Linked DNA regions of Homo sapiens: region 2 is linked to region 1. A link is an interaction called in ENCODE POLR2A ChIA-PET data of the cell type or tissue named here. Cell type or tissue: Panc1. All regions are shown on one strand. Each heading gives the region's core, and the rest is flanking DNA. Links, peaks and the distances in the headings are about the cores only.

Region 1 (5,378 bases), core at 271-5,270:
CAATTTCAAATATACTCAAATTTGAGAGTACAGGCTGCTTTTAATAAAACTGAAAGCAAATGCTTATGGAACCCCTGACACACCTCAAGGAGCACACTTTAAAAATGTGTGATCTACCTACCCTTTGACTTTATGGAGGAAGAAAGTAAGTCCCAGAATGGTCTAGCAACTTGTCCCAGAATGGTCTAGCAACTCAACCCAGAACACCCAGTACCAAGACTAAAATACAAATCCTGGACTCCTCCACAGGGCTAATCTCTTCATCTGAAGAGAGGGTCAGAGTTGGCAATCCCCAAGTCCCTATCTGAACCCTTCCTCCACCTTGTATGATAAATCTGGGGGTCCTAAATTGAGGCTCCCCTGTCTGAATCTAGCCCACTGCCATGCATTGCTTGACCTGTGATGTTTCTTAAAATCTTAAGTATTTAAAAATTAGGGAGATAGAAGCCAGGTGCAGTGGCTCACACTTGTAATCCCAGCACTTTTAGAGGCTGAGGCAGGTGGATCACCTGAGTTCAAGGGAGTTCAAGACCAGCCTGGCCTGTAACATGGTGAAACCCCGTCTCTACTGAAAAAAATATATATACAAAAATTAGCTGGGCATGGTGGCCTGTAATCCTAGCTACTCGGGAGGCTGACGCAGGAGAATCGCTTGAACCTGGGAGGCAGAGGTTGCAGTGAGCCAAGATCGCACCACTGTCCTCCAGCCTGGGCAACAAGAGCAAAACTCTGTCTCAAAAAAAAAAATTAGGGAGATAGCATTTTTTAAATCTTGTTTTTTGGCTTCTCAGAAATACATCTGGCTTTCTCATTTGGCCACATTAAAGACATGAATTGGATCTGAGTGTCAGCCTCGCTTCCCGGGGGGAAGTGCTTGGAGTTCACAGCCATTCCCTAGTAATGTCACCCCAACGCTGAGGACAAATGGCAGTTGCCAAGCAACACTGCCCCCACGATGTTGATTTTCTCTATCAAACATGAGCATGCGAAAGACTGAGAGGCAGTATGCTTTTCCATCTTTTTGTCCATTCCCTTTATTTATGTCCCCAAATGTCCCTGAAGACATTGGTGTTTGTAACCCTTGATCAAAATGCACCCTGCAACCAAAGTCCACGGGTTGAAATGATTAACAAACTGTTTACTTTCCAAGTGTCTCTCTTAGGAGAGGATTTCTGGCCCATGTCAGGTGTGAATAATGTGCACAATATGAATATAAAATGTACCATTCTGCCTGCCACTACCTTTTCTCCTCACTCATGAACCAGCCCCTCACACTGCCACCATGACCCCCAAAAAAGAGCAGAGAGTTTCAATTCTTCAGTTGAAGACTTCTGGCTGCATGCACTTAAATCTGAATAATGAAACCACTCCATTAATCCTACCAGTTCTCTCCTGCGCCGCTCGTCCACCTTAGAATACGGATAAAAACAGCTAACAGGCACCATTTACCAAATGCTTGCTGTGTTCAGGGCTAGCTCCCCACGGAATCCTCCCTTCCCCACTGCCCAGCTGGGTGTATATTCAGTCCATGCCTTCCTGGCTCCCCAGGCTCCACATCCCTCCCAGAGGAGGAAACCAGCTTCCAAGTTCCAGGTTCACAAACTGCCTCTGACTGACCACAAAATGCTAATCGGGTCTCTGTCTACACTCTGGCCAGAAAGCCAAGGGTTAGCCCTATCACAGGCTCACAAGGAAGATCAGCAGTGAGGTCAACAGTCCCAGATGCTTCTCACGGAACTATCTGCAGTCACCTGGGTCCTTCCAAGGCTTTGCAAACAGAAGTTCCCACAGTCAAACGACCACCCCACCGAGTCCCACCACACTACAGAGGTGAGGAGGACAGAGACAGGGTGGGGCAGAGAAGCTGCGGGACTTGAAGTCAGGCCTGAGTTTGAAGCCTGGCACCACCACCTATTAGCAGGATGTCCCCGGACCCGTGACCTAACTTCTTGCATTTTTTCACCTGTCAGTTACCATCCGCTCTGCAAGCTTGGTGAGGGGATTAGCAGCACACAGTAGGGGCTTTAGAAACAGCAGCAAATGTCATGGACCCCAAAAGGGGGAGTCACCTGGCACCGTCAGCCACTGAGTGCAGGAACTTTGAGGACAGCGGGATCCTACCAGCTACAGGAACCTGAGAAAGCCCCTTACCCACTCTCAGCAATGAGCAATGACAGGAGGGAGCTGAAGCAAAGGAGGGTAAAATGCTGATCAGTACTGAACCTGAGACATGGGCACTTGGAAGTCTATTTGATCTTTTTTTTTTTTTTTTTCTTTTTGAGACAGAGTTTTGCTCTTGTTGCCTAGGCTGTAGTGCAATGGCGCAATCTCGGCTCACTGCAACCTCCACCTCCCAGGTTCAAACAATTCTCCTGCCTCAGCCTCCCAAATAGCTGGGATTATAGGCATGTGCCACTACACCCAGCTAATTTTTTGTATTTAGTAGAGACAGGGTTTCACCATGTTGGCTAGGCTGGTCTCAAACTCCTGACCTCCGGTGATCCACCCGCCTTGGCCTCCCAAAGTGCTGGGACCACACCCAGCCCATTTGATCATTTTCATAACTAAGAGAAAATGGCAAGGGGTGCTTGGGATATCTCTGTGAAACTTCCTCTACATTTTGCTGTGAACCTAAAACTGCTCTAAAAATAGTCTTTTTAAATATATATACAGTATTTACCTCATAAGACTGTTGTGACAAGTATTAAATTATATAATCTACGTGAAGCACTTAGCATACGAGGGGCACACAATAAATAGTAGCTATTATTGTCATCACTACCACTAGCACAGCCTTGGGAAGGAGAGTTCGAGCAGTGAAACACGGGAGAGGTGAGCTGCCTCACTAGGATAAAGCAGGGCCAGAAGGTATCTCTGCAACACAGAAGCCTCAACAGCAGAGAGGGGCAAGTCAGTGTCTTGGATTCTGCTGCATGAAAGGAGGAACTTGGGCTGAAGTTCTCAGAACAAGAAGCTACATTCTTGTCTCCTTCTGTCCATCATGGCCAGAGCTGCACTGAGCCCCCAAGGCAGCCACCCCACCTCCACCCAAGGAGCTCAATGCCCTCCAAAAAGCCTCCATCACCCCCACAACACACACCTGCCAGTGGGGTCTGCTGAGTTTAGGTGGGAGCCCAGGACCCAGGCCCCCTCTTCCCCACGTGCCAAGAAAGTCCAAGGGTGGGCTCAGACATCTCAGGTGGTGGTGACAGGTCAGCTCTTAGACAGTCTCCCGCCTACAACAGTCCCTTTCAATTAAAAGTTAGGGCATTATTCAACTTCAATCCAGACAGCACAGGAAACTGCCGCTGTTCTGCAATCCTCTTTCAATGATAACCTAAATACAACCATCAGCAAAGGCAAAACAAATTCAAGGCAAACCCATCCAGTCATCCTAAGACTTTTGATAAAATGGCACCTTGGCAAATCACATTGGGCAGGTACTCTCAAGCCAGAAATGCCACAAAGCAGACACTTTTATTTGACATCCATGCAATGGAAAAAGAACTCTGAGCATCAGATAGGAGATCACTGGAGAGCTGGTGCACCAGAGCCTACCCACAATCAGAAGAGAGTGACGGGAGGAGACAGCTGATTTTCAACATCTCATCAAGCCTCATGAATGCCCTAAATCAGGGGTCAGCAAACGTCTTCTGTAATAGGCCAGACAGTAAACATTTTAGGCCTGGCAGGCTTTAAACTGTGCCCTTGTACTGCGAAACCAGCCATCGATGATATGTAAACTAACGACTGTAGCTGAGTTCCAACAGAACTTTACTTACAAGCGTTAAATGTATATTTTACATAATTTTCATGTGTCATGAAACATTATTCTTTGTAGATTTTGTTTTCTCCACCCATTTAAAAATGTGGAAACTATTCTTGGCTCTTGGGCCACCCAAAAACAAGCAGTGGCTGCATTTGGCCCATGGGCTATAGTTTGCTGACCCTTCCCCTGAATCATCCATTTACCCTGGACAGAGCCACAGGGATGGACCCGCAGCAGCTCAGAGCAGGGACCATGTGGTCTAGTCCTGATTCTATATCCTGGTTCTGATGATTACTAGCTTGAGATCTGAGCTAAATTTCGATCTTCCCCTCTGAAAGGAAGGATTATGGCAGGACTCTCCTCAAGCCCTTGAGAGAATTAAGCGAAATAACATCAGGCAGGAGGCAGATGTTCGAGAGAAGATAACTCTGTTATTACTATCATTGTTTCTAGATTTCAATCAACCCAATTTAAGAACACAGGGTCTCAATCCTTGTCTGAATTTCCAATTGGAGATTTTTGGTGGATAAGACATGGGAAGGAACAAATGAATACAGGTTATTTAAGAGATAAAGGCCGGGCGCGGTGGCTCACGCCTGTAATCCCAGCACTTTGGGAGGCCGAGACGGGCGGATCACGAGGTCAGGAGATCGGGACCATCCTGGCTAACACGGTGAAACCCCGTCTCTACTAAAAATACAAAAATTAGCCGGGCATGGTGGCGCGTGCCTGTAGTCCCAGCTACACAGGAGGCTGAGGCAGGAGAATGGCGTGAACCCGGGAGGCGGAGCTTGCAGTGAGTCGAGATCGCGCCACTGCACTCCAGCCTGGGCGACAGAGCGAAACTCCGTCTCAAAAAAAAAAAAAAAAAAAAAGAGATAAAATGATTTGAAATGTGGGTCCACTGGCAACAGAGGATGGTGCCTGGTGGTCAAGGCTGTGGGACCACAGCTGCCTTCTCAAAGCAGGCCCTGTGGTGTCCAGGACTTATGCAGCCTGGCCCACTCTGTGAGCCTCGGCATAAGCCTTGCATTTCCATAGATTTACCTTATCCCGCTAGTTACAGTAGAAACTGTTGAGGTAAGAGAAGTCACACACTTCCTACCCACCAGAGCCTAGCTCGTGGCCTTCCCCATTAAATGCTGATTCAGCACCCCCAGGGAACAGGCTAGTGAGTGGAGTTTTAATGGGATTTTCAGGGCCTGGAACAGAGCTGGCCTGGCCTCTTGTGGGTCAGACTGAATAGGCATGCGCGGACACCAAAGCCTCAAGGGCAAGCAGTGGAACTGTGTGATCAGTCATAAAGGGGACAAGATCCTAGGGATTGTCTATACCGACATCCTCTGTTTGGAGTTGAGGAAAAAGGCCCAGAAAGGTAAAGTGACTTATCCAGAACACCTGGATCTGAAACTCATTCATTCATCCCCTTCACTGACTGTGTCCCCTAAGTCAGGCCCTTTGAGCTCTCTAGGGACGGAGTGAAAGCCCCCTAGTCTTGGGTTGCTTAAAGGCCAGCAAAACCAAGAAATAAATAAACAAAACAAAAAAAAATTCAGGCCGGGTGCGGTGGCTCATGCCTGTAATCCTAGCACTTTGGGGGGCTGAGGCT
Region 2 (5,378 bases), core at 127-5,126, 210 kb after region 1:
CCACCTCCCTCCCGGACGGGGCGGCTGGCCGGGTGGGGGCTGACCCCCCACCTCCCTCCCGGACGAGGCGGCTGGCTGGGTGGGGGCTGCCCCCCACCTCCCTCCCGGACCGGGTGGCTGCCGGCTGGAGACGCTCCTCACTTCCCAGACGGGGTGGCTGCCGGGCGGAGGGGCTCCTCACTTCTCAGACAGGGCGGCCGAGCAGAGACGCTCCTCACCTCCCAGACGGGGTCTCGGCGGGGCAGAGGCGCCCCCCACCTCCCAGACGGGGCGGCTGGCCGGGCGGGGGCTGCCCCCAACCTCCCGGACGGGGCGGCTGCCGGGTGGAGACGCTCCTCACTTCCCAGACGGGGCGGCTGCCGGGTGGAGGGGCTCCCCACTTCCCAGACGGGGCGGCTGCCGGGAGGAGGGGCTCCTCACTTCTCAGACGGGGGGGGGCCGGTCAGAGACGCTCCTCACCTCCCAGACGGGGTGGCGGCGGGGCAGAGACACTCCTCAGTTCCCAGACGGAGTCATGGCCGGGCAGAGGCACTCTTCACATCTCAGACGGGGTGGCAGGGCAGAGGCGCTCCCCACATCCCAGATGATGGGCGGCCAGGCAGAGACGCTCCTCACTTCCTAGACGGCGTGGCGGCCGGGAAGAGGCGCTCCTCACTTCCCGGACTGGGCGGCCAGGTAGAGGGGCTCCTCACATGCCAGAGGATGGGCGGCCAGGCAGAGACGCTACTCACTTCCCAGACGGGGTGGCGGCCGGGCAGAGGCTGCAATCTCGACACTTTGGGAGGCCAAGGCAGGCGGCTGGGAGGCGGAGGTTGTAGCGATCCGAGATCACGCCACTGCACTCCAGCCTGGGCAACGTTGAGCACTGAGTGAGCGAGACTCCGTCTGCAATCCCGGCACCTCGGGAGGCCGAGGCTGGCAGACCACTCACGGTCAGGAGCTGGAGACCAGCCCGGCCAACACGGCAAAACCCCGTCTCCACCAAAAAATACGAAAACCAGTCAGGTGTGGCGGCGCGCGCCTGCAATCCCAGGCACTCGGCAGGCTGAGGCAGGAGAATCAGGCAGGGAGGCTGCAGTGAGCCGAGATGGCGGCAGTACAGTCCAGCCTCCACTCGGCATCAGAGGGAGACCGTGCAAAGGGGAGAGGGGGAGGGGGAGGGGGAGGGAGAGGGAGAGGGAGTTGTTGATTTTTAAGTTTGTTCAGTTTTTACTTATTTTAAGGACAGAGAGGTGACTTCTAAGCTCCTTACATGCCAGACTGGAAACCAGAAGTCCCTCACCAAAATTATTCTGGTACATAAGATCTCTAAAAGGGCTTCCTCCACCCGGGAAGAATTGGATTTTAGTTAACATCTGTCAAGCACCATCTGTGAGCCAGATGTCTAGTAAATACTTTCACACGCATTGCTTCATTAAGTCCTCACAACAGCCCTGAGAGGTGGGTATTATTATTATCATCCCCATTTTACAGGTGAGAAAGCTGATATTCAGAAAACTAAAATGACTTGACAAAATTATAAAGGTAGAAGGCCGGGCTCAGTGGCTCATGCCTGTAATCTCAGCACTTTGGGAGGCCGAGGTGGGCAGATCACATGAGGTCCATGACCAACATAGAGAAACCCTGTCTCTCCTAAAAATACAACATTAGCCAGGCGTGGTGGTGCATGCCTGTAATCCCAGCTGCTGGGGAGGCTGAGGCAGGAGAATCGCTTGAACCCGGGAAGCAAAGGTTGCAGTGAGCTGAGATCGCGCCATTGCACTCCAGCCTGGGCAACAAAAGCAAAACTCCATCTCAAAAAAAAAAAAATTTACAAAGGTAGAAACTGGTAAAGCTAATATTAAAACAAGGTTTTTTTTGGGCGGCTGAGGCGGGTGGATCACCTGTGGTCGGGAGTTCATGACCAGCGTGGCCAATATGGTGAAACCCCATCTCTACTAAAAATATAAAAATTAGCTGGGCGTGGTGGCGCTGGCCTGTAGTCCCAGCTACTCTGGAGGCTGAGGCAGGAGAATCGCTTGAACCTGGGAGGTGTAGGTTGCAGTGAGCCAAGATTGCGCCACTGCACTCCATCCTGGGCAACTGAGTGAGACTCCATCTCAAAATAAATAAACTAATTAATTAAAAAATAAAACAAAGTCTTCTGACGCCAAGGCTAAGGACTTAACTTTAGAATATGAAAAGTCTCAAGTTATTTTCTGCTCCTCTTCCTTCTCTCTCTGGGACCTTTACTCATGTTTGGGTTTTCATGGCGGTGGGGGCATTGGCAGTACTGAACTCTGCCCACTGAATCTAATCTATAGCAGAGGCTTCAACAACTATATGGCCAATACAATTCAGATTTATTTTGACTTTCCAAAACATACCACCAGAATTAGCAGGCACCTGGCACAGTTCAATTTCAACAAGCAGTTCTATATATTTTATATATATATATACTTTTTTTAGATGAATTTTTGCTCTTGTTGCCCAGGCTGGAGTGCAATGGCACAATCTTGGCTCACTGCAACCTCCACCTCCCTGGTTCAAGTGATTTTCCTGCCTCAGCCTCCCAAGTAGCTGGGATTACAGGCACCTGCCACCAGGCCTGGCTAATTTTTTGTATTTTTAGTAGAGACAGGGTTTTGCCATGTTGGCCAGGCTGGTCTCGAACTCCTGACCTCAGGTGATCCACCGCCCCCCGCCACCCCGCCCCAGCCTCCCAAAGTGCTGGGATAGCAGGCATGAGCCACCACGCAGGCATGAGCTACCGCGCCAGGCCCTCTTCTATGTTATTTTTAACTGTTTAGAGCTTCTTAACCAAGGTCTATGGATTCCTTAAGGGTCCTCAGGGGCTTTAAGAGGTTTGCGAATCTCTTGAAACCATGTTACATCTTGTGGGTATAGGAAAAGGTGAATTTGTTTTGAGGAGAGGGTTTATCTTTTTCATTAACGTCTCAAAGAGGTCTCCAATGCAAACAAGGTTAAAAATAATTAATACAGGCTTTATCCAAGAAGGATTTGTTTTAAACTTTTTGACCTCAGCCTAGGGAGAAAACCAGATACAAGTAAGGAATGCAGCAGCTCATATCAGGAAATAATAATAACACTAATACTTCAGTAATTACTTTTTTCCTCTATGCTGATTGAGACATAGATCTGGCTTTCGCCAAACAAAAATAATAATAAAGAAAGAAACCCCAGTGATTTGTGCTGAGACCAAGAGGATGCATCTGTTTCCTGAATCAACCAGATCAAATGAACACTGGATCAAAAGCTGCCAATGCCGAGACTTCATTTTCTTTCAGAGAAAGATGAAGCAGCTATGCTAAAGAGAGAGGGGAAAAGAGTAAACCCAGGCAAGAGGAGAAATATAAGTTCTGGTTCAGGATGATGCCAATGGATTTCTTGATATGGTACCTTCTCTAGACTAAAGATCATTCCAAACAGGTATTTTTCTACAATACCTGCATGCTAACTCCTCTCTGAAACAGTTATGCAACGGAGGCTTTGGCTCAGTCTGTCTGCAAGAGCTACATTGAATCTTGCCACCCACTCCTGCATCTTACCCAGTCTTCCACATACCTGCCACGAGCCATGCTTAACTCTTTGTCATGTTCTCAGTTCCCATGGCATCTTTGCATTTGCTGTTCCCTGAGCATTTGCTGTTTCCTCTGCTTGAAATACCCTTCACTCCCTTTTCCCCCTGGCTATCTCCTCTTCAGCCCAAGGGACATCTCTTCTAAGAAGCTTTCTGTAACCCCTTAGGGAAAATTAGTATCTTTTATACATATATATATATATATATGTTTTTTGTTTGTTTGTTTGTTTGTTTAAAGGTGCAGTCTCACTCTGTCACGCAGGCTGGAGTGCAGTGGCATGATCTTGGCTCACTGCAACCTCTGCCTCTGAGTTCAAGCGATTCTCCTACCTCAGCCTCCAGAGTAGCTGGGATTACAGGTGTGCACCACCACGCCCAGCTAATTTTTGTATTTTTAGTAGATACACAGTTTTACCATGTTGGCCAGGCTGGTCTCGAACTCCTGACCTCAGGTGATCTGTCCACCTCAGCTTCCCAAAGTGCTGGGATTATAGGTGTGAGCCACCATGTCTGGCCTCATTATTTTATTTTTAATTGACAAATAACAATTGTATATATTTATGGGGTACAATATGATGTTTTGCTATATGTTCACAATGTGGAATGATTCAATCCTGCTACTTAACAAATTCATCACCTCATATAGTAATCTTTTTTTTTGTGGTGAAAACATTTAAAATCTATTCTTCTATAAATCAACACTTTTAAAGAATAGAAGAGCTGCTCTCTTTCCTGGAAGCAGGGAGCTGTGCAGAATGACTAGCGATGTTAGAATTCTCTGATTCTTTTTTTCATGTTAGAATGGCATAAGATCATAAGTTTTGAGATTTAAAAGGGACTTTGAAGACCCTTTGAAAATCCAAGCTTTCACTCTACCCATATCCTGATTTGATTCATATCTCTCTGTCATTATATTCCTGGAGAGCACAGGTGGAATACAATCCAAAATAGCTTTCCTTAGAAGGGTTTGGTCCTGTGAATACCTTCCCCAAGGATCATGTGGTGTAAACACCTTCATTTGAGGAAAATGATATCTAAATACATGCTCCCCACAGATGCGTCCAGTGCTTTATGGTTTATAAAATTGTCCTCCTTACAGTTTCTAACTCAATAAGGGATAACTCAGTGGCTTAAAGGTCATTCATCAAGGATAATTCGTCCAGGTCACCAGCTTGTTAATGGTGGAACTTAGGCCAGAACTCCTGGTGGAATGCACTTTATCCCTCACCCTGATACTTTCTTATTGAAAATTATTCTGAAATACTACTTGTACAATTTTGAGCAGAAGTGATGGCCATATCCAGGGATAATATAGAAGTAAGTTAAAGATTCCGATGTTTACAATGAAATTAGCAAAGCGTTTCTTGAAGTGGGCACAATCCATACAGCCCTTAACAAGGAAATGTTAGAGATGTTTTGAAGCTGAGAATTAACCAGTAACACCAAAGCCAGTGATGTTTTGCCTTATTTCAAAGCACTTCAGAGGCATCCTTCACAGGGCAGGATATGTTGTAAGCAGTGCTTGCTTCTCAAACACTGATATGTATAGAGGCATCTCAGGATCATGGTAAATGCAGATTCTGATTCTCAAGGTCTTGGGTAGGGCCCGAGATTATGCATTCCTAACAAGCTTCCAAGATTTGCCAAGGCTGCTGGTCCATGGACCACACCACAGGCAGCAAGTTGTAACGAAAGAACATCAGAGTTGGAAGCGTAAGACTTAGACCCAAGTTTCAGTTGTGCATTGATGAGTCCTGTGAACTTGGTCAGATTTCACTCTGAGTCTGTTTCCTTACCT

What was found. Peaks named below come from ENCODE experiments on the same cell type or tissue, not always from the same donor. Only the 100,000 strongest peaks of a DNase experiment are listed, where the experiment ranks them.
Region 2: POLR2A ChIA-PET joins it to region 1 with 5 read pairs; 5 of 35 experiments call an interaction of 5 or more read pairs at or near these places.

What each region holds. Positions count from the first base shown.
Region 1 is chr11:48,097,784-48,103,161 of GRCh38, reverse strand. The region is part of intron 1 of PTPRJ (protein tyrosine phosphatase receptor type J); the gene reads right to left. Among named protein-coding and RNA genes, the nearest start is that of MIR3161, 3.7 kb to the right of the region's middle. RefSeq lists an enhancer at 5,036-5,378. In Panc1, for the core only: no CTCF peak of the experiment used is centred there; no DNase peak of the experiment used is centred there.
Region 2 is chr11:47,888,076-47,893,453 of GRCh38, reverse strand. No RefSeq gene overlaps it. Among named protein-coding and RNA genes, the nearest start is that of NUP160, 42 kb to the right of the region's middle. In Panc1, for the core only: no CTCF peak of the experiment used is centred there; no DNase peak of the experiment used is centred there; H3K27ac peaks cover 645 bases.